Linked DNA regions of Mus musculus: region 1 is linked to region 2. Evidence: chromatin loops called from intact Hi-C (ENCODE). Cell type or tissue: heart. All regions are shown on one strand. Links, peaks and the distances in the headings refer to the core of each region. The heading gives the core; the rest is flanking DNA. Region 1 overlaps Twf2 (twinfilin actin binding protein 2). Region 2 holds the start of Glyctk (glycerate kinase).

Region 1 (10,874 bases), core at 1,627-9,626, 55 kb after region 2:
CTAAGGTTCAAGCATAAGGTCACTCTGCAGGGAGCGGGGAGCACCTGAGGACAGACTAAGAGTTTGTTTACCTAAAGCCCCTCCACCCCGCCCCTAAGCTGCCCATCAGCTGCCCAATCCAAGCCCTATAAATACCCTGTGATCTCAATTCTCCAACTGTGTTTTTGCCGGGGTTCTTCTGACCCCTGGCAGCCCCAAGGTCACACTCACCCAGAGGCTCCAAGCAGGTCCCTTACACACTTGGACTGTGTCTTCCCTCTCTATCACCATTAGGAGAGCTGAGATGACTCATGGTCCTCGAGCTGTGGCCATGGTCCTCACCTTGGCACCGTGTCCTTGGTCATTAGTCACCTTCCATCTCTGATGCCCAAATTCCAAGATGGAGGCTTCTTCCTCAGCACCACTCCTCCTCCTGGTAGCCTTCCTTACTGCCTGAGGTCTGAGGCGGTCTTGCCTCTTGATAGGGCTGTGTTGGGGCTGGTAGCCCCTGTTTTGGTACAGACTGACTGGGGGCTTGAACTACGAGTACATTCATGTGACGTGCAAATTTATGTCTCTATATTTTGTTTATCTTGCCTGTACACATGGTGTAGTCATACTTTGCAGCTATGTCTGCTGCCTGTATTTGTGTTGGCAATCCAGGATTGTATCTGTGCATGTGTGTGTGTGTGTATACACTTGTGCATGCTTGTATGTGTGGGTGTGTATGTGTGTCTTTGTTTGACTCTCTAGATGAGACTCAGTCCACTTAGATTGACCAGCTGAGTGGGTGTTGAGTCACTGCTAGATCATCCTAGTGTCCAGGGACAAGTGAGTGCCCTTCATTCTGGCAAGCTTGTCTTGTCTTAGAAACTGGTCCATCTTCAAGTGGGCTGTCCTTCCTGTCATCAGAGCTATCCCGGCCAGCAGGCCACCGCCTGCCACTCCTGCTAGCTAAATTTGGGAGCTTATGTTCAGTGGCCATCTCAGGTTCCAGTCACATGGGGAAACCATATTTAACCCACTTCCCAGCCTGGCTACCACCAGACCCCACAGGACACCAGCAGACCCAAACTCTTCCCTGCCCACTCTGCCTGCTTGCTCACCAACAACAACTATGTTTCTTGTGCTTATAGCCACTGAAGAGCTAAAGGAATTCTTTGCCAAGGCCCGGGCTGGCTCCATCCGACTTATCAAAGTCATCATTGAGGACGGTGAGTGTCCCCCACGGGCTGGGGCATGGAATGGAGGCCGAACCCAGTCACTTCTGGGGATAGGAGAGCTGGGTATCAGCTTCCTTTCAGCCCCTCCCAGACCTCAGTCTCTGCATCTGAGAATGTAATGAGGCCTTTCACAGAGAGGTCTCATTGGGGTCCTGCAGTGGGGGTAGAGGGCACCCTGTTGTACAGAGTCCTTCCTGCAGTTCTGTCTAACCTCAGCCTGAGGCTGTGTGGCGTTTGAGATGAGCCTTGTCAGAGTATCGGGCTAGATATGTGGTAAGGGTCCAGTGAGCCCTACTATATGTATGTTTTGTGTCTGGGGGGTGGGTGGTATGTGTATGTGGTGTGTGTGTTCTATGTGTGTGGTGAGTGTGTGTGTATGTGGTGTGGTATGTGTGTCATGTATGTGTGTGGTGTATGGGGAGGTGAGTGTGTGTGGTGAGTATGTGTATATGTGGTGTGTGGTGAGTGTGTTGTATATGTGTGGTATGTGTGTGTATGGTGTGGTATGTGTGTCATGTATGTGTGTGGTGTGTGGGGAGGTATGTGTGTTTGGTATGTGTATATGTGGTGTGTGGTGAGTATGATGTATGTGTGTGGTATGTGTGTGTGGTGTGTATGTGTGTGTGTATGTGGTGTGTGTGTTGTATGTGTGTGGTGTGTGGGGAGGTGAGTATGTGTGTATGGTGAGTGTGTATATGTGGTGTGTAGTGAGTTTTGTATGTGTGTGGTATATGTGGTGAGTGTGTGTATGTGGTATGTGTGTTGTATGTGTGTGGTGTGTGGGGAGGTGAGTATGTGTGTGGTGAGTGTGTATATGTGGTGTGTGGTGAGTTTTGTATGTGTGTGGTATATGTGTGTGTGGTGAGTGTATGTATGTGGTGTGTGTGCGTGGTGGGTATGCATGTGGTATGAGGTGAGTGTGTGTGTGTTGTATGTGTATATGTTGTGTGTGTGTGGTCAGCAGATTGGGCCTGGCTGGACCTGGCTTGGCTGCTGGCTGTAGGAGGACTGAGATACCATGGACCTTCCCATAGTAGATGTCCCCAGAATGGGAAGAAAAAGCTATGTCTTGCTCATTCTCAGAGCAGGCTAGAGTGACACCATGCTTGACAGGGCCTTGAGCTGCCCCTGCGTTCTTACCAGGTAGTCTGAGGGTGTGGGGCTTGAGCCAGGGCTTGAAGTAGAACTATTCAAGGAGGCAGGGGATCCGTCTGAGGCTGAATGATGGGAAGACAAGGGGTCCCTCTCCCCTCTGCCAGTGACGGCCTCAGCAGGGAGTGGTACAGAGTCTGGGAGTAGGTGTGGGCCAGACCCTCCAAGGGTCCTTCAGCCTTCTCAGTAGTCACGCTGTCACGAGCCCTTTGGCACTGGACTCCCTGAATGAGCCTAGTGATATGTTTACTTAGCAGGCCCTGCCAGACTCAGAATCCACCACAGGCTTTCAGGCCACAGCTAAGCTGGGCCTTGTCCAGGCTCCTCAAATCCAGATGTCCTCAGAGGCTGGGTAGGGGTCATTATGGGAGGTGATAAATAGAGGTCTCCTGGGACTCCCCACCCTTAAAGAGACAGTTGAGCTCATTGGCCTCCCATTTCAGCCCTGCCCGTTAACCTCCCAGGAAAGGTACCCCTCGTAGGTGGTTCCCAGAAGCGTAAGGGATCTCTAAGTAGACTCACTCTAGTACTGCATTCCAAGCGTTGGGGAACCCAGGAATGCCTGGGGTAGGGGCCTATGGTCTAGATGAATGTGGGTGGAGCTCCTGATTTTTGTTTTGTTTTGTTTCGTTTTTTGTTTTGTTTTCTTTTGTTTTGTTTTTCAAGACAGGGTTTCTCTGTATAGCCCTGGTTGTCCTGGAACTCACTCTGTAGACCAGGCTGGCCTCGAACTCAGAAATCTACTTGCCTCTGCCTCCCGAGTGCTGGGATTAAAGGTGTGTGCCACCATGCCCGGCACTCCTGATTTTTCTAAAGAAATTAAATTATAAATTTGCTTTTAGACAACCACCACAACAGAAAACTATGTGTGTGTCATCTGTGTCTGTGTGGGGGTACGTGCTTGTGTATGTAGGACTTACGGAGGCCGAGAGAGGACATTATTGGTACTGGAGTCACAGGCAGTTGTGAGCTGCCTGACACAGGTTCTGGGGACCAAACCCAGGTCCTCTGGGAGATCAACAAGTGCTTTCAGTTGAGCCATCTCTCCAGCCCCAAGAAACACTCCTTATGTAAGATTCCTATTATAGCTTGGCATGATGGTATAGGCCTATAATCCCAGCATTGGAGAGGGTTGAGACAGGAGGAAGCCAGCCAAGACTATAGAAACTTGTATCCAAATATAAAAATGAAGCCTTGGGAGGTACAGGTGGAAGAATCAGATGGTTCAAGGTCATTCTTGGCTGTATAGTAAGTCAGGAGCCAGCCTGGGCTACATGATACCAAAAAATAAAATAAAATTCTGGTTTATTTTTAAACTTAGAGAGAGAGAGAGGATCAGAGAACAGCTTTGACCATGTGGCTCTTTGGCATTGAGCTCACATCCTCCAGCTTGCTGATAAGCATCTTTACCCTCTGAGCTATCTCACCTGTCCCAAACATTCTGGCTGTAAAATGTGAACAAAAGGCTGGAGAGATGGCTCAGGGGTTATGAGCATTTGCTGCTCTTGGAGAAGACCCACATTCGGGTTCCAGGATTGACCTGGTGCTTCACAACTGTCTGTAACATCATTTCTAGGGGATCCAATGCCACCTTCTGAGCTCCCTGGGTACCAGACACACACATGATACACATATGTAGCTCTAGGCAAAATACTCATAACATAAGAAAGTAAAAACTTTACAAATATGAACAACATCCCAGCACTCGGGAGGCAGAGGCAGGCGGATTTCTGAGTTTGAGGCCAGCCTGGTCTACAGAGTGAGTTCCAGGACAGCCAGGGCTATACAGAGAAACCCTGTCTCAAAAAAGAAAAAAAGAAAAAAAAAAAAATCTGACAGCATTTGGCCTTCTTCCCCAACTTCCCCAGCCTAAAGCTGCTGGCTTTCAACACTGTTTCCCATCTGGGTTCTGGGCAGGCAGGGAAGGAAGCCAAGGCCTGCAGAGGTGGTGAGGCTGGTAGCTTTGCACGTGGAGGCTTGGGCAGCTAGGTTATTTGCCCTGTCAAAAGGGCCCCGTGAAGTGCTGGCCGGTGAAGTGCTGGCCCCGCAAGGTCCACCTGGGATCACTGTTTTGCCCAGTTCTTCCTCTGGGTTGGTCTGTGTGGCCAAGGACATGTATGGTGTCCAGATGAGGTCTCAGCCTGGAACTGGGGTTGGATGACCTACTTGGCCAGAGACAGGGTAGGCCTCTCAGATCCAGACTGGCCAGCAAGATGACTTAGGTAAAAGTATTTGCTGCCCAAACCTAACAAACAACCTGAGTTTAGTCCCTGGAACTTACAGTGGACTGAGCCCTGAAAGTTATCTATTGACTTATGCATATACACTGTGGTATGCATGTACCCATAGTTATATATGTCATATATATATATAGATGATGATGATGATAATAATAATAATAATGTTGGTTGTTAGCTCAACCGAGTGATATACTCCTATATTTCCAGCACCAGGAAAGCTGAGGCAGGATTGGAAGTCTGAAGATAGGCTGGGCTATATAGCAAAATTGTATCAAAAAATAACCACAAGGGTCTAGGATTGTAACTCAGTTGGTAGAGTGCTTGACTGGTGTGCACAAGGCCCTGGATTTGCTCCTTAGGACTCCATAAAGTGGAATTGGTGGTACATGAATGGAAGGAACGCCAGCATTCAGGAGGTAGAGCTCTGAGGATCAGAAGTTCAAGGTCGTGGTGGCACACGCCTTTAATCCCAGCACTCGGGAGGCAGAGGCAGGCAGATTTCTGAGTTCGAGGCCAGCCTGGTCTACAGAGTGAGTTCCAGGACAGCCAGAGCTACACAGAGAAACCTTGTTTCGAAAAACCAAAAAAAAAAAAAAGTTCAAGGTCTTCCTCCAGCACAGTTCTAGGCCTGTCTGCACAGCATGAGATCCTGTCTCAGACAGCAAGCAAGCAAGCAAAAGAAAAGCAGAGGCTGTTTGTGGTGGTGCACGCAGGCAACCCTCAAGCCCTCAAGAGGCTGCTGCAGGAAGGTTAGGAGTTCAGCATCAACTGAGGCCACATAGTAAAATCCTGGCATTAAAAAAAAAAAAAGAAAAAAGTTGAAAAAAAAAAAGTTGGCTACTATTGCTTTTTTACTTTGGGGTAGAGGGCTGAAGCTGGGGGTGGCAGCCTCTTGCTTAGCACTTTGTCCTCAGAGGGGCTTGGTGGAGCCAGGCGCTGAGTGAGGTGAGAGCAGGAAGTCGTACAGTTAAGATTGTACCTTGCAGCTAGCTGCTCCCTGTGTAGGAGTTCTTTGAGAGGACCGCATTGTTGCTGGCGGTGAGCACACAGCTGGGTTCCTTTGTGTGCTTGTGTATGCACAAGTGCTTAAGTGTGCATGAATACAAGCCTTAGCAGGTGTGGGGGTGTACAAAGGGAGCCACCCATAGCTGGGACACGTAGCCTAATTCACTGATTCATATTCATCCCTCGGCAATTCTGCTTCTTAACTTTGGGGATTTGAAGGGTCTGGGGCAAGAAAGAGGGTTGAAGTGGCCAAGTAACTCAGAAAGCTACATCCAGAGATCATAGGTCCATGGGCAGAGGAGAATGTGGGATGTGCCACGTGGGCTCACCCGGCCTCTGCCCCCAGAACAGCTCGTGCTGGGTGCCTCACAGGAGCCAGTGGGACGCTGGGACCAGGACTACGACCGGGCTGTGCTGCCACTGCTAGACGCCCAAGAGCCCTGCTACCTCCTCTTCCGACTTGATTCGCAGAATGCTCAGGGTTTCGAGTGGCTTTTCCTGGCCTGGTCACCTGACAATTCGCCGGTGAGTCTCTAGGGATCGTTGCCCATCAACCCTGCACCGGGGCCGGTGGGAAGTGGGGAGAACAGACGAGAGATTCTGGCCTAAAGAGGCAAGGGAAGGGATGCTAGGTTCTGCCCCAAACCCTGCAGAGCCTTGCGGTGGGCTCTCAGTACAGTCAGCCCGACTCCGCGCTGAGTTTGAGCTGGGTGGAGGCTCCCCCTGCTGGCTAAAGCTGCCTCATATAGCTTCGCTGCGCCCCCTACTGGGCGCAGTGCAATAACCTGCTTCCGTCAGCCCTGCCTCCCTCTTCCGGGGCTCCACAGTTGGCTCCTGGAGCAGCAGCTTGGCCCATAGGTCCTCACAGTTTGCCCCATCTCAGGTGCGGCTGAAGATGCTATATGCAGCCACACGCGCCACCGTGAAGAAGGAGTTTGGAGGCGGCCACATCAAGGATGAGCTCTTCGGGACAGTAAAGGTTAGTCAAGCCAGAATAAGGAATGGGGACCAGAGGGTGAGGCATTGTGTGAGGGTCACGGCAACTCAGTGCCAGGCTCAGGGTGATATAGGAGGGCCGGGCACAGGGATGTACCATACATAGCTGATACCGCGTTTGCCTGACATGCATAAAACCCTGGTTTGACTCTCAGTACTCCGGAAGTGGAGACAGCCGAGAGTGCTGGCAGTTCAGGGTCACTGTTGGCAGCTTATGTAGCTTGAGAGCTACATAAGATTCTGTCTCAAATAAAAGAAATGGGAGGATGGGGAGTCTAGCAGCTGCAGGCTGAGATGCACAGCAGGCTTCTGTCTGCCCGCCCGCCCAGGGTATCCACTCACACCTCTGCCCCTCCCCCACAGGATGACCTCTCCTTGGCTGGGTACCAGAAGCACCTGTCATCGTGTGCCGCACCTGCCCCACTGACTTCTGCCGAGAGAGAACTCCAGCAGATCCGAATCAATGAGGTGCGTGCCCGGGATGATGTGGGTTGGGAGATCCTAAACTTGGTAGGCTACAACCGCCTACGGATAGATAAAGGTTTTCTTCATGACTGCCCCACCCCCAGGTGAAGACTGAGATCAGCGTGGAAAGTAAACACCAGACGCTGCAGGGCCTGGCCTTCCCTCTGCAGCCTGAGGCCCAGAGGGCACTTCAGCAACTCAAACAGAAGACGGTCAACTATATCCAGCTGGTGGGTACACAGCCGTGCCCAGCACACACGAACTAGGCACTGTGGGCTCCTCCTGTTTCCTGGTTACACGTATTTGCAAGTGGGCACAGAGTCCTATCCCCGTCTCCTGGGCTGTTCTGCTAATCCACATTGTTCCTAGACTTGGGATGTTGTAGCTCAGTTGGTAGAGTGCTTGCCTGGTATACACCAGACTCTGTATTTGATTCTCAGCAGTAGCACAAAAAGCCGGGTGTGGTGGCACACACCTGTAATCTCTGTATTCTGGGGGCAGAGGCAAGAGGGTCAGAAACTCAAAAGTCATCCATACATAGCGTGTTCAAGGTCAACCTAATCTATACCAGACCCTGTTTCAATTTTTTCTTAAAAAAAAAAAATTGAAGCCATGCATGGTTGGGCATGCCTTTTAAGAGGCAGAAGCAGGAGGATCTTTGAGTTTGAGGCCAACCTGGTCTATAGAATGAGTTCCAGGACAGCCAGGACAACACAGAGAAATCCTGTCTTGGAAAAAAAAAAAAAAGATAATACTATTCTCTTCTCCTCTGCCTGCCCCCAGGTCTTAATCACAATAGATACCCTCTAAGCGTGTGGCCCTATACATCTTTACAACATATAGACACCATGGTTTACACTGGCCCTCAGGACTGACCCTGTCCTATCCCAGAGTTCCTCTGTAGCTCTTTTGAGTTTTCTCTTTCCCAGGTAGAGTCCTTCTGCCCCAGAATGCCTTTCCCTTCTCAACACTTTCCTGGGGCTTTGTCTCTTGACAGTCAACCTGTGGCAGTGCCTTGCTGAAGTCAAGGCCCCCCACGACACCTCAGACAGGGATCTCAGTGGGAGCTTCTTTTTTTTAGCAGAATCCTCAAAAGGGGCAGAGTTGGGGCTGGAGGGACTCTTTAGAATAAGCCCCGCAGTCTGATGAGGTCCAGCCTTGAGAAGGGGACCCTAGAGATGGGGACCCCAAACACTCTTACCCGCCCAACAATCCTGCTTCCTTATGGGTACACTGGCACCCTCATACCTCCCCTGCTCCTCCTCAGAAGCTGGACCTGGAACGGGAGACCATCGAGCTGGTACACACAGAACCCACAAATGTGGCCCAGCTGCCCTCACGGATTCCTCGAGATGCTGCCCGCTACCACTTCTTCCTATACAAGCATACTCATGAGGGTGATGCCCTTGAATCTGTGGGTGAGTAGCCATGACAGGGACTGGGCAGGGAGCAGCAATGACAAGCCACTGCTTGGGCCTGCTAGGGGAGGTCTGCAGGTACCTCACCACGTCATCCCCTCCAGTGTTCATCTACTCCATGCCCGGGTACAAGTGCAGCATCAAGGAGCGGATGCTCTACTCCAGCTGCAAGAGCCGCCTCCTTGACTCCGTAGAGCAAGACTTCCAGCTGGAGATAGCTAAGAAGGTACGGCCTGTTCCCAGGGTCCCAGCACTCTACTCTCCACTGGAGTCCTATGTTCTTGCAAGACTCACTGCTGCAGTATTGGATGGGTGGAAAGCCTAAGGCCCAGGGCAAACCAAGGCACACATAAGCCCAAGGCTTGACTGCCTTACCACCTCCTTTTCCTAGGTCTGGTGGGGATGGGGCTAGGAGAAGGTGACTCAGGCCAGTGGGGTAACAGACCCTGCATTGTAGATCCTGCGGTTACCTAAGAGAAGACAGATATCAAGAGTGACTCCAGAAGTGGGGTTTCCCTGAGAGTGGTATGTGTTGGGCCCTGGATATAGTGGTGACTTCTGTCTTGACCCATGCAGATTGAGATCGGCGATGGAGCAGAGCTGACAGCTGAGTTCCTCTATGACGAGGTACATCCCAAGCAACACGCGTTCAAGCAGGCGTTCGCCAAGCCCAAAGGCCCCGGGGGCAAGCGGGGCCACAAGCGCCTCATCCGGGGCCCCGGGGAGAACGGGGAAGACAGCTAGGTGTCTGGACTGGGAACAGGGCCGGGCACGTGGACTACAGGGTTGCCACTCTGCCACCCCTGGACTTCCTTCCTCCCCAGCCTGGGCTCTAAGGAATTGCTTTCCTGTGGGACAAGGAGGGCAGGTGGCTGACCATATCTGAGGGCCTGCCTCTGGACCAGCACTGTGTGACCTTGCCCTGTCACTGTCCCTGCCTCTCATCTGTGTGTACAGGGTGGCTGGCGAAACCCCACCTTGGCACAAACCTAGCCTCCAGAAAATTTCGTGCTGTGGTTGCAGCCCAGCCCAAAAGCCTTTGGCTACAGTGGGTGGGGACGGTTGGCAGGGGCCAGATGTCACAGGAAGGGATGGTTGAATGCTGTATTTTGTAAAGAATAAAATATTTTTAAATCAATACTGAGCCTGGGTGCCTTTCCCCGTTCAGAGGGGGTCTGATGGACTCCTGGCCTCAGGTGTGTGGCATGCTTTGAGTGTAAGGACAGAAGCCCTACCCATGAGGTTATGAAGATCTGGGTGTCTCTGTTTCCTGTGGTTGATGTGACAAGTTACCACAAACTCAGCGGCTTAAAAAAGTGGTAGTTTGAGCCCAACCTGAGCAGCATAGCAAACAAACCCCTGTTTCAAAAACACAAAAGAAAACCTTGCAGATTTATTCTTAGAGATCTTGAGGCCATGGTGCACACAGCCGGCTCCTGGCAGAGTTAGCCGAGTTTTTACCTCTGGACTAAACCAGATTCCACTAGTCTTGGCTTCCCTGGGCTCGTGCCTCAATCTGGAGTCAGATTTTTCCATCTTTACTTTTTCTTCTTAATATTTTTGTGTTCTATCTCAAGACAGGTTTCCTTTTTTTTTTTTTAAAGATTTATTTATTTACTATGTATACAGTGTTCTGCCTCCATTTATGCCTATAAGCCAGAAGAGGGCACCAGACCTCATTACAGTGGTTGTGAGCCACCATGTGATTGCTGGGAATTGAACTCAGGATCTCTGGAAGAGCAGACAGTGCTCTTAACCTCTGAGCCATCTCTCCAGCTCGCAAGACAGGGTCTTGTTACATAACTGTGGCTGAGCTCAAACTCAAGGCAGTCCTCCTGTCTCAGCCTCCCCAATGCTGGATGTACCAATGTGCATCTCCATACCTGGCTTTGTCTCTGTTTTATTCATTTGTAGGGTGGATTTTTGAGACAGAATCTCATGGACTCCAGACTGGCCTCAAACTGCCTGTGTGGCTGAGGATAATCTTGAATCTCTATAGGTGTGTGCCACTGTGTCCGGTTTATGGAGTATCAGAGATCAAATCCAAAGCCTTGAAAAAAGCAGTGTACCAACTGAGCTACACCCACAGTCCCTGCATCTGCTTTGTAAGGGATATTTTGCCCTCCAAGCTTTCTGCCCCCATTTCCCCTGACAATAATGTAGGATTGGGGGAATCGGGAGATGGGTCCCTAAGAAGACATTTTTTGTTTAGTTGCATTTTTTTGTTGCTGGTTTTTGTTTTTCTGTTTTGTTTCTTGAAGCAGAATCTTACTATGTAGCCCCGGCTAGCCTGGAGCTTTGCTGTATAAACCAGGCTGGCCTCAAAATCATAGGGAGCCACCTGCTTCCTGCCTCCTAGGTGCTGGGATGAAAGGTGTGTGCGCTGCCCCTGGCTC
Region 2 (10,874 bases), core at 1,775-9,774:
TAAGTCACTGGGTGTCTGGACTTAACCCCTTCACCCACAGGCACAACCCATGGCTCCCCAAGCACACTCCAAATCCTTTAACCCAGCTTGGGCCCAGGCCAGTCGGCCCCTCCATAATCTGACCCTATGTTCCTCATATTTGAGCCAAACTCAGAGAGAGACAGGCTTCCTTGCCTTTTCCCCCCTGAAATACTAGGGGACCATCCTGCTGCTAAAGAGAGGCAGTTAACTCTAGCTCCAGCTAATTCCATACACACACCAGCTCCTGGACCTCCCATAACTCAAGTGCCACCCTTAACTGGAGGTATAGCTCAGTGACAGATACTCCCAGACACATATAGAGTAAGAAGGAGGGACTTGGGATGTAACTCAGTTGGTAGAGTACTCAGCTATCATTCACGAGGCCCTGGGTTTGATCCCCAACACCACACAGATGTGGGCAAAGGCACACATCTGTCTTCTCAGTACTCATGAGACAGAGAAAGGGGGGATGGAGAGATTCAAAGTCATCCTTGGCTACATCTCAAGTTGGAGGCCAACCTGGGCTATATGAGAGACTATGTTTAAAACAAGCAAACAAACACACAAAAACAGCTAAAGCCATTCTAATGTCTAAAGGATGTAGGCGGCAGGTAGCTTGCTTGACTTCTGGCCATGAACACCAGTGTCCTGCTGGCTCAAATCTTGCCTCTCTAAACTGAGATCTCTTTACAGTTATCTCTGGAAGATACTAATAACTGGGATCTTTGTAAAAGATTATCTATTTTTAAAGACTTCACTTTTTAAAATTTTGTGTGGATAAGTGGTTTGCCTGCACGCATATATGTATGTGCCTGGTGCTCATGAAGACCAGAAGAGAGTATTGGATCCCTGCAGCTGTAATTACAGACAGCTGTGAACCACTGTGCTGGGGCTGGGAACTGAGCTCAGGTCCTCGGGAAGAGCAGCCATCTCTCCAGCCCCGGCTATTAGCTCTAATTTTTTTTTTCCTTCTCTCCCTGAGCTTCCGATTTGCATGGAGCTTCCTCAAAGAGATTCATCTGGTGCTGATAACCCCAGCCCACCAGAGGTGAGCAGGACACAAGCATAGTCAACACCAGAAGGAGAAGGAAGGACAGGTAGCAAGGCAGAACAAGGACCTAGGACCCAACTCCTACTCTAATGTGCCTTCCAGGCCACTTTAGTGCCACTCTAGGGAGATTTTACACGACCACAGACTCCTCGTTCCCACTAACTGATACACTACCTCTCATATCCTCACGACACTGATGACATTCCTAGGGACAGAGGGGTTCATTCATTCCCAAGGATGTTTGAACCTGGGCTTTCATCTTGATTCCAAAGTGAGCATCTAAAGAGTTGCCAATGAACTGGGTGTGGCAGAGCCTTTAGTCCCAGCCCAGGGGAGACAGAAGCAAATGGACCTCTTTGAACTGAGAGCCAGCTAGGGCTACACAGTGACCCTGCCTCAGAAATTAAAAAAAAAAAAAAAAATAGAACAGAGTTGCCAATGCTTAAATGAAGACAAAGGCTACAGGGCTGAGGCCATAAGGAACTTGCAAAGGTAAGAATGAGAGGGAAGGGAGGAGGGAGATAGAGAGGGAGGAAGGGATAGAGGGAGGGAGGGGAGAGGGAAGGAGGGGAGAGGGAGGGAGGGGAGAGGGAAGGAGGGGAGAGGGAGGGAGGGGAGAGGGAGAGAGGGGAGAGGGAGGGAGGGGAGAGGGAGAGAGGGGAGAGGGAAGGAGGGGAGAGGGAGAGAGGGGAGAGGGAAGGAGAGGGAGGGAGGGAGGGGCCCTTTGCCATCCTGCCTCTGCCAGCCTTTAAGGTGTCCTTACCCACCATGCCCCACAATATTCCTGAAATTCTAAACACAGCAAACCATCTACACCTTGGAATGGAGCAGAGCAGTGTGGAGGTCCACACGGTGACTGGTTGGACACAAACCCCTACACATGCATACTCAGGTGTGTGCACACATTTATGTAGATGCCCACCATTCACACTCGTGGGGTCTCCTGTTAAACCACTCAACACCCTGCTCCTCCAGACCACAAAGAGACCAACAAATCTGCTTTACAGATCCCTGGAGAGGCTAAGTCTGGTCATGCCACCATCCTCAAACCACTGAGGGCAACATGGAAAACAATGGCACATCCCCTAACTCTGGCTTCGCCTTGGGCTGGCCCCCATGGTATCTGAGCCCCAGGGGGCAGCAGAGAATGTGTATCAAAAGCCCAAAGCAGGTTCACATCCCTGGTCTGTGACTGACTTGCTCTACAGTCCCTGATAAACCATCTCCTCTAATTCTCCAGCCATAGGATAAATGGGTTTACCTAAGCTGACCGTGAAAGGCTCTCCAGACCCACAGTCATGCCAAGTGCAGAGAATGAGAAGGCTTTAATGTGAAGGAGGCCTGAGCACCATTGTGGCAAAATCCTCAAGCCATGGAAAGTATCAGCACATGATGACAAAGTAAGGATTTGGCCAGCAAAAACCTGAGTCGGGAGAAACGGCAGCTGAGAGCCAAAGGAGGGCCGTGTCTCTAATAATCCATAATTAGTAAGACACATGTGCATATAGCCATTCATTCATTTATTTATTTTATTTTTCAGTGCTGGGAACTCAACCCAGGGCTTCACACATGCTAGAATAGTATCATTGACCACATTCCCAGACCTCTTGTTGTTGTTGTTGTTGTTGCTGCTGCTGCTGCTGCTGCTGCTGCTGCTGCTGCTGCTGCTGTTCTTGGTGAGACAGGGGTTCTCTCTGGGTAGCACTGGATGTCCTGGAACTCACTCTGTAGATTGGGCTGGCCTCAAACACTCAAGAGATCCGCCTGCCTCTGCCTCCCAAGTGCTGGTATTAAAAGCGTGCACCACCACTGCCCGACCCTTTTTAAAGGTCTTTAAAATGGGATCTCTCTTAGTTGCCTAGGCTGGCTTTCACTCTGTAGCTCAGGCTAGCCATGAGCTCTCAATACTCTGAGAGTCCTCTCGTGTACCTGGGATTATAGGCCTGTGCACCAGGCCTGGCTCCATACTTGATATTGATGGAGAGAAAAAAACAAAAAAAACAGTCCTATTGAGCTCTAACTGTGAGGAATTTGTTTATTTCTATCATCTAGAATGACCAGATAAATAGGTGAGCAAATATAGAAGGTTATGCCCACAAACTGTTTGCTATAATGGGGCCCAATTCAGACCCTGGCCCCCAGACTCTGAGAGCATAGGTACAGGAAAGTGACCAAGGCAGACACGGGGAGCCTCCAACAAAAAGACTCTACCTATATGTGAAGCCCTCAGCAGGCAATGGTGACAGTGGTCCCCACGAGCAAACCTACTCTGAAAAGCACCCATGGGTACACTGTGGATGCATTCTGACACCAGTGTCCACTGCTCACGTGTTTACCTCACAGAGACACCAAGGATGCGGCTGAAAAGCTCTTCTCCTGAAGCTCTGGCCTGCAACTCAGTGTCCAATGGGAATACGTTCCCAAGGTCAAGAACACGGGGACAGAGCCACTCCTAGAGGATACCAGAACCCCAGCGTAAAGACAAAATCCCCAGAGTCTCTGATCCTGTGCACAAGGACAGAAGGAAAGAAATGGTACAAACCACTCCACTTCCCTAAGCCTGTCTGGTCCTCAGAGCCAGCTCACCTTGCTTACCTCCTTCTCAGTCTTAGGAACACACACAGGAGCCAGGTCTGCAAGCCATGGCCCAACTTCTAGCTAGACTGTCCAGAGCCCAGTGGAGATGGGAGGCCCTTCCCAGGACACATCAGCTCTGACCTAGAGCCCCTCACACCCTCACGATGGAAGAAGGGCCCACAGGGGCCGCCCCAGGCCTCACTGTTCTCTATGGCTTTTTATTCCTATGTGATTCTATTGCTCGCTCATATAGGGATTGGAGCCGTGGCGTACGGTGAGGATAAGCCAACAGAGGGCTCTGATGTGGAACAAGAGGGCTCGAGGTAAACCAGGCCAGTGGCTGCAGGCCAAGCCAAGTGACTCACCTCTGCCAGCTATGACAGGATGGGGTGAGGGACTGCTGAGGTCCTTCACTGCTCTGACCTACCATTCTAGTGCTGAGACACACACTGAAATGCTGGCACCAGGGTCCCAACTGGGTACCCGGAGGAGCGACAATGGAACATGGAATGTTTAGCCTGGGAAAAGTGGGCACAGGAGAACAAGTGCAATGCCTGCGGCCTGAAGAAACCCCTTGATAGCCAGAGGGTGAGGGGGAAAGCTGAGAGTGGTCCAAATACAGAAGGAAGAGCCGTGGTGACAAGTGGATCGTCTCCACCCAGTCAGGCAACAGCAGGAGAGGAGAAACCATGATCAGGTTTCTACCACAGGGAGTCAGGGTTAAGTAGGCAACTATAAGCCTGTCCTGTTAACCCACATTGACACTGCTAGGAGACAGATTCAATTGTCACAGATTGCCATCAGCAGACCCTGAGTGTGCACCCAGCCAAAAAGGGTATGAGAAACTCTTCAAGGTACTGGCACCACTGCTGGGGCCACACCACGGGTCCCTGCCCAGCAGCTCCCCGAGGATCTGTGCTATGGAAAGAGGTGCTGAGGGGAGATGAGCTGAGACCCCCACACACAACATTCTCTTTATTTTCAGTGCCCTACCTTCGCTCCATGGAAGAGACAGGCTGAGGACCTGGGCAGGAAGGCATCCAGGGAGAAAATGAGAACTGTGACTGGCCAAGAAGCTCCTGCTGGGCCTCAGGGCTACCTGCTGTCATGACAGAAACTAGGGGTAGAAAGAAGCCCCCATCTTCTAATCTAGTTGGGGGAACAAGCATAGAGTAGATCCGAGGGAGGCGGGCAGAGCAACGGAGGAAAAGTCCTGCGGCACAGTGGGGCCTGGGAATCGGCCCTTGACCTTCCTAAGAGGCCCTGCCCTTGAAGGCCTCTTCTACACTCTCACACGGTGAGCGACACCATCACTGAGGATGAAGAATCAGGAGGTGGACATCCATAACATTGGTCCCTGTCAACCCTGTGTGCAGCAAATGTGTTCCTCCCCGGAAGCGGCAAAAGAAAGTGTATGAGTCGTTATTGGCGAGGGAGGTGGCGATGTCCAGGCTCTCAGCAGAAGCCTGGCTGATGAGATCAGACATGACCCAGGCCCCGGCCACCTTTGTAGGCCCATCCTGCCCATCAGTGCCTCCACTCAAAAATAGCACATCAATAGGTCCCAGTGGCTGCCTTCCCAGCTCCACTCCCACGTGCAAGGCCAGTTCTTGGTTCCGACCGCCCTTGCCAGATCCCTGCAGCTGCACCGTGGGCTCACCACCAGCCAGGAGGCAGACCGGCCCTTTAGCCTTTACCACCGCTTCCAGAGCCTCCTCCAGCTGCAGGTCCGGGAGCTGGAGCTCAGCTGCCAGCTGATGGAGTTCCGCCTCCTCCTCCAAGGGACGCTCAGCCAAGGATGGAGTGAGGTGGGCTGCAGCCACCCGGGCTAGCAGCCCGTAGAACCGAGCCACTCTTTTTACATCACCCTGCATGGCTGTGCTCAACACCATGGCATGGTAGCCCAGCACCTCGGCTTGCCTCTGAGCCTCAGCCAGCGCCAGAGAGTTAGAGCCGATGATCACATTGAGGACGTGGCCACAGGTGTGTGGTCCATGGGGGTCAGAGTCAGCTCGGGAGAGCACAGTCTTCACAGAGCGGGGAAGAGCAGCACGGAGGCCATAGTGGTTGAGAATATGCAGGCAGTCTTGCACACTGTGGGTGCTGGCCACCGTAGGGCCACTGGCAATCACTTCCAAAGGGTCCCCAATCACATCTGACAAGATGAGGCTTATCACCTAGACAAAGGCCACAAAATAAGGTTCAGTCTTGCCTCCTCCGTGTTCCGGGGCCCTTAAGGACAAACTGGGCCTGGGTATACAGCATCTGGTATGCTTCCTTGCCCACATCTACCCACATCTTGCCACTTTCAGGTGGGCTGGCAGAACACCTAACCAGAAAGCCTCCCTCTTACTCTCTCTAGGCTTCCTCCCAGGACTTTCCAGGCCAGGCCCCTGCCAACTCATATGTTGGCTTAAGCTCTCATCTCCCTGTCACGTGTTGGGAACCCAGGGCCTACTGAAGAAGTGATTAGTGCACCTGAGCAGGATAGGCAGCCTGAGCCAGCCCTCCACCCTTCAGCTGCGACAGGGCCTTGCGGATGGTGTTCAGCTCCTGGATCGTGGCTCCTCGGGCTGCCAGCAGCTTGGTGAGCATCTGTTTCTCCTCCAGTGTGACAGGTGGGATAGGAGCAGGCAGCAGGGCTGAGCCCCCACCTAAAGTCAGTGAGAGTGTCAGGGAGAGGAGACAGCCCGACCCAGAGAACCAGGCAAGCCATAAGGAAGGTCCTCTAAGAAGGTGGGGTTACAGTGCCCCCTTGTGGACACAGAGTGAAGTTGTCCCCTAGTAGGGGTATACCAGATCCCAGGAGAAGCTTGCTAGCAAAGTGCTTGCCTAGCCTGTGTGAAGCCCTGAACTCTATCCCCAATACCCCCCAAAAATTTTTGTTTTTAAATTTAACTAAGAAAGAGCAAGAAAAAACAGCAAATAAGCAAGAAGAGAGATCCATGGGGTCTGGAAACTCAGCTTCAGGAGCACGAATGACACCGCTGCAGACAGCAATGTCTTCCAAAGGTTCTGATGTGTGTCAGTGTTAGTACCCAGCTGTGCCTTCACCATTACAGATGTTCAACAGGGTGAACTTCCAGCTGAGGAGAGGTGACCAACCTGACACCACTCACTAGGTACCCTCCAGGTTCCTCACTGTCTGCCATGGTCCTGACTTCACCCTGTGACCATATGGTACTCGGGGCACCCCTGTCGGCTGGTCCCACACCTGAGATGAGCACCAGCAGCAGGTCATCTGCAGTGAGCCCCTCTGCCAGCTGCTGGATGGTCAGCGCGGCCCGGAGTGCATCCCGATCCGGTAAGTTGTCCTCGGCGCCCTCGAACACCTGGATGCGGCTGTGTGGCTTCAGCAGCATCTCTCTGAGAAGGGAGAAGGGATGGGGGTGGGCTCCTCTCCTCCGACCTGACTTCTCAGCTGTACAGGTGAAAGCGGCCCACTGATAACCCATTTAGAAACCAGGCCAGACCCAGGAGATAGGGAGATCAAAGAGGAAGGGAGGTGTTCTTCCAAAGGACAGTAGAGGGCGTCCCCCTGCGCCCATAGACTCTTACTTCTTTCCAGCATGTTCCATAGCGGCTCGGATCCCCTTGGGTACGCTGATCACACCCTGCACAAGATGCTGAGCCAGCAGCTCCTCGGCAGCAGCTGCCATGCCCAGTACGGCCTTGCCGAAGCCCACTAGGTAGAGGTTTTCCCGCAGCTGGAAAGTCCGGTCCCGCACCTTCAGCTGTCTGCCACTAGGATCCAGGGACAGTGTCCTCTGCAGCATGGGGCCTGGCTGCACAGCACCCACTGCACTATCAAACAGCTGCCGTGCCTGTTCTGCCAAAGCCATACCACTGGTCATCCGGGCCACTGGGGGCCCCCAGAGGAGTGGACGGGATGGGGCTCGGAGGAGACAGGGCAAGACCTGTAGGGCCGCAGCCATGCCCCGCTTCTCTCAGCACAGCCTCGTGTCCATAGCTGCCTAGAGAGGGAGGAGAAGGAGTGAGGCCACGGACAGAACCCCACCATCCATCATGGCCACCCCTCCGAGGGCTCAGGACTGGCGGACTCCATAACCTGAAATGAAACCTGGAGAAGTCATGAAGCCTGCAGCAAACCTGATCTTACACCAGCCCTGAAAGCCCAGCCCTGATGCCCAGCCACGTCCTCTTCTGTAGACCACACACCAGTCTTCTGGACACTCTGCTCCAAGTCCAAAGTTCCTGTTAAGTGGACCTTCCTCCTAGGTCACCTCCTTTGCCTAGAAGTTAATCATTCATGAAGGACGCCGTTCCTACCAGCAGGCCCCTGGGCCATTCTTCTTCCACATCCTGTACTTCCAAAGCCCTCACACCACGGCAGTGCCCCCTTTCTGGCATTTATGCCTTAGACGTTCCTTTACCACTTCTACTGCCAAGAAAAAAAAAAAAAAAGGCTATTGGTTGTCTAGCCAACTGACCCGGAGTCCATTGACCTCTAGCCTGCTCTGTTAGCTCATACAACCAGTCTGGCAAAGCTGGGTCCATGTGGAAAGGCTGCAGATTTACCAGTGCACACAGCCTAAGGAAGCTCAGGACTCAGGCTAGTTCAGCAAGTGGTCCAGGCACGAATCAAGAGTAACCACAAATCTCACTCAAGGTCAGACCTTCAGCAAGTCCCCAGGTTATAAGCAAAAGGACATGTGCTATGGGGCTCAATCTATAGGACAAGACCAGACACCCTTGTCCCCATACAGCTGGTCATGATCAGCCTTGCCAGGAACATCCCTTTCTGGCTCCATGATAGCAAAAAACAAGTCCTGAGTTACACCCTTCACAACAAAAACAGCCCAGTGCTAGAGCAGGCAAAGGCCGGGTTCCAGTAATGAAGCCCAAACAATCATTTTCTCCACTGGGCAGAGTGAAGGACAGAAAGGTCTTGGGGTAAAGGTCGGGAAGCTACAGCGTAACTATACAGGAACAATAAAAGACTCAGCTGCAAAAAGATATCTAAGTTTAGGGACAGGAGGGTACTGAAGACTGTGCCCGGGCTGTCCATGTAACGAGCGAGCATGCGCTCTACCACTGAGCTACATTCAAGCCCCTAAAAAGGTAGAAAGACAACTGTATCCGTAAGCATGGGTGGAAGAGGGCGGAGTCTAGGGATGGGGTTCTAGCTTTTTTTAAAGCGTGTATTAGTATATCTTTTCTCACACTGAGCTCATTTGCAAGATGTGGGACACAATGAAGCCTAACTCTCACTTTTCAAGGGAACTTGAAAGTGTAGTCCTGTGGGAGAGACCTTCCCTAGCATGCATAAAGTCATCCAGTTCTCCATAGTGCTTGGGAGACTGACGCTCGTATTTTCCTGACACCTAGGGCTTTCTGATTCTCTGTACAAGCTGACAGAGAAAACTCCAGGTAACAGTTTATCCCACTCCTAAACAACGTAGCGCCTGCCAAACCTCCGCCATTTAGCCTTGTAGTTCCCAGCTAGCTTTCCCAGAAACTACTGTTTGTAAAAAGGAATACACAGGGCACTGCCGCGGGACGCCTGCAAACATGTTCAGTTTTCATGTATGGGATTCCCCGGGCTTGGTACTAAACACATCTTAGCATCCAAAACATAAAGCTCAGTCCTAGGTGAATTTTGTATCTCTTTCCCAGAAGGGCAAAAGCCTAGAAGGTCCCTATTAGAATTCAAGGGAAAAAAAAAGTTCAAGTCCAAAATTGCCAAATTAAGTACTGGGTGTTTGGTGAAATTTGAATTTTGGATAAGTAATTTTTTATTATAACTATGACCAGTATATTTTGGATTATTTCTAACTAAAAATTACGTTGTGGTAAGTCTAAAGTTAATTGGACGACTTGCATTTTCAGGAGCCAAATTCCCAACTCTAAGACACTACACCTTCCCAGCTCCAGTGCACCCGCCTTGGTAAGTGAGGATAGGCGAAGACCAGGCTCGACTCCTCCCGGAACCAAAGCGGAGCTGACATCAAGTCCGGAATTGGCCAACCGCCAGGTGACCGGAAGTGACGTCTCCTGAGCCTGAGCCTGTGATCTTCTCGAGGGAAATGTTGCCGTGTAGTGCAAGATGTCGCAAGATTAAGGGGTTGCTGTCGCCTGGATCGGTCTCTGTCCGGGCCAGGAACGACTTCCAAGTACCATTTATTTGCTTGAGACGCAAACTCACCTTCCCGCAGCTTCTGGCGCTGGAGACCGGAAGTACTCTGTGGGTGGGGATTAACCCGGAAGTGGCTGGTCTGAGATCTCCCTAGAGACCGAGAACCTGGTTTAGAACTTTCCGGCCTCACTGACACTCAGAGAAAACCTGAAAAGAGGCGAGTGGGGGGCTCTGGTTTCTGTGTTCTGTGTGATTTGTAATGAGCCTTCCCTGTTCATCCTGTTAGATCTAGTCCACCGTTAAATACACCCTGAATTCTTGTTCGGTTCCGAACAGGGCTGAACATCAGCGAGCGCTACAACACACCCCTCTAGAAAGCGATTTAAAGACATCCATGACAATTCATTGATGCTTACCTCTTTTCTCCGTAAGCCACCACATACAGCTAACTCAGCAAAAGATTTCTGTTGGGTGATTTTTGAACACACGAGCAAAATGACTGTAAACAAAATGACCCCTAAGTCTTTTCTTCCTCCCTACCCTTGCTCTCACATTGTGTCCACTATGATCCAGTCCTGCCTTTTTCCCACATTCAAAAATCAACTATTGGCTGGGCTCCAAAATCCTTTACTGATGGAAAGGATTGTTTCAAACGTGTTTCCTTTAAAAGGTTGTTTTGTTTTGTTTTGTTTTTTTAACCTCGACTCCTACCACATACACAGACACACTTTGTAGCCTAGGCTGACTTCAAGTTTATGATCCTACTGCCTCAGGCTCCTGAGTACTAAAGTCGCAGGTGTGTACTGCTGTGTAATTGAGAAGCTCAATCAGGACCCCACTACACCCCACCCCACACGCTGTCTAAATTTCCTTATTATGTGCCACTTCCTCCACTCCACATTACCTCTTTTCCTTTTGTGAAATCCCTTCCATTTTGCAACTGAAGACATTGCTGTTCCCTGTCAGTCTTAGCAGCCCAGTGGAGTCCTGTTTCAAAATCCTTTAAAAAAGAAAGAAAGAAAGAAAGAAAGAAAAAAAGAAAGAAAGAAAGAAAGAAAGAAAGAAAGAAAGAAAGAAAGAAAGAAAGAAAGAAAGAAAGAAAAGAAAGAAAGGTAAAAAGAAAGAAGA

What was found. A loop is a pair of places that touch in the nucleus more often than their neighbours do. Peaks named below come from ENCODE experiments on the same cell type or tissue, not always from the same donor. Only the 100,000 strongest peaks of a DNase experiment are listed, where the experiment ranks them.
Region 1: a loop joins it to region 2, with 3 times the contacts of the local background. A loop is called at or near these places in 9 of 42 quality-filtered maps.

What each region holds. Positions count from the first base shown.
Region 1 is chr9:106,205,774-106,216,647 of GRCm38, forward strand. It overlaps Twf2 (twinfilin actin binding protein 2), which reads left to right. Exons shown (of 9, transcript NM_011876.3): 2 at 1,116-1,193; 3 at 5,946-6,124; 4 at 6,483-6,578; 5 at 6,959-7,063; 6 at 7,165-7,290; 7 at 8,328-8,478; 8 at 8,583-8,704; 9 at 9,055-9,614. The coding sequence ends at 9,222. Among named protein-coding and RNA genes, the nearest start is that of Twf2, 8.1 kb to the left of the region's middle. In heart, for the core only: no CTCF peak of the experiment used is centred there; DNase peaks (open chromatin) are centred at 2,648, 4,428, 6,278 and 7,038; H3K4me3 peaks cover 1,161 bases; H3K27ac peaks cover 832 bases.
Region 2 is chr9:106,150,282-106,161,155 of GRCm38, forward strand. Glyctk (glycerate kinase) reads right to left here and starts at 7,857. Exons shown (of 4, transcript NM_174846.4): 1 at 7,208-7,857; 2 at 6,864-7,015; 3 at 6,128-6,303; 4 at 2,579-5,826. The coding sequence starts at 7,584. The coding sequence ends at 4,960. D030055H07Rik (a long non-coding RNA gene) reads left to right here. Exons shown (of 7, transcript XR_003948237.1): 2 at 1,004-1,069; 3 at 1,875-2,472; 4 at 2,613-2,748; 5 at 6,012-6,236; 6 at 6,712-6,953; 7 at 9,500-10,418. Mir135a-1 (microRNA 135a-1) reads left to right here and starts at 3,843; the gene lies at 3,843-3,932. In heart, for the core only: CTCF peaks have their summits at 2,198 (motif pointing right) and 6,414 (motif pointing left); DNase peaks (open chromatin) are centred at 6,250, 6,840 and 9,650; H3K4me3 peaks cover 491 bases; H3K27ac peaks cover 548 bases; H3K27me3 peaks cover 2,507 bases.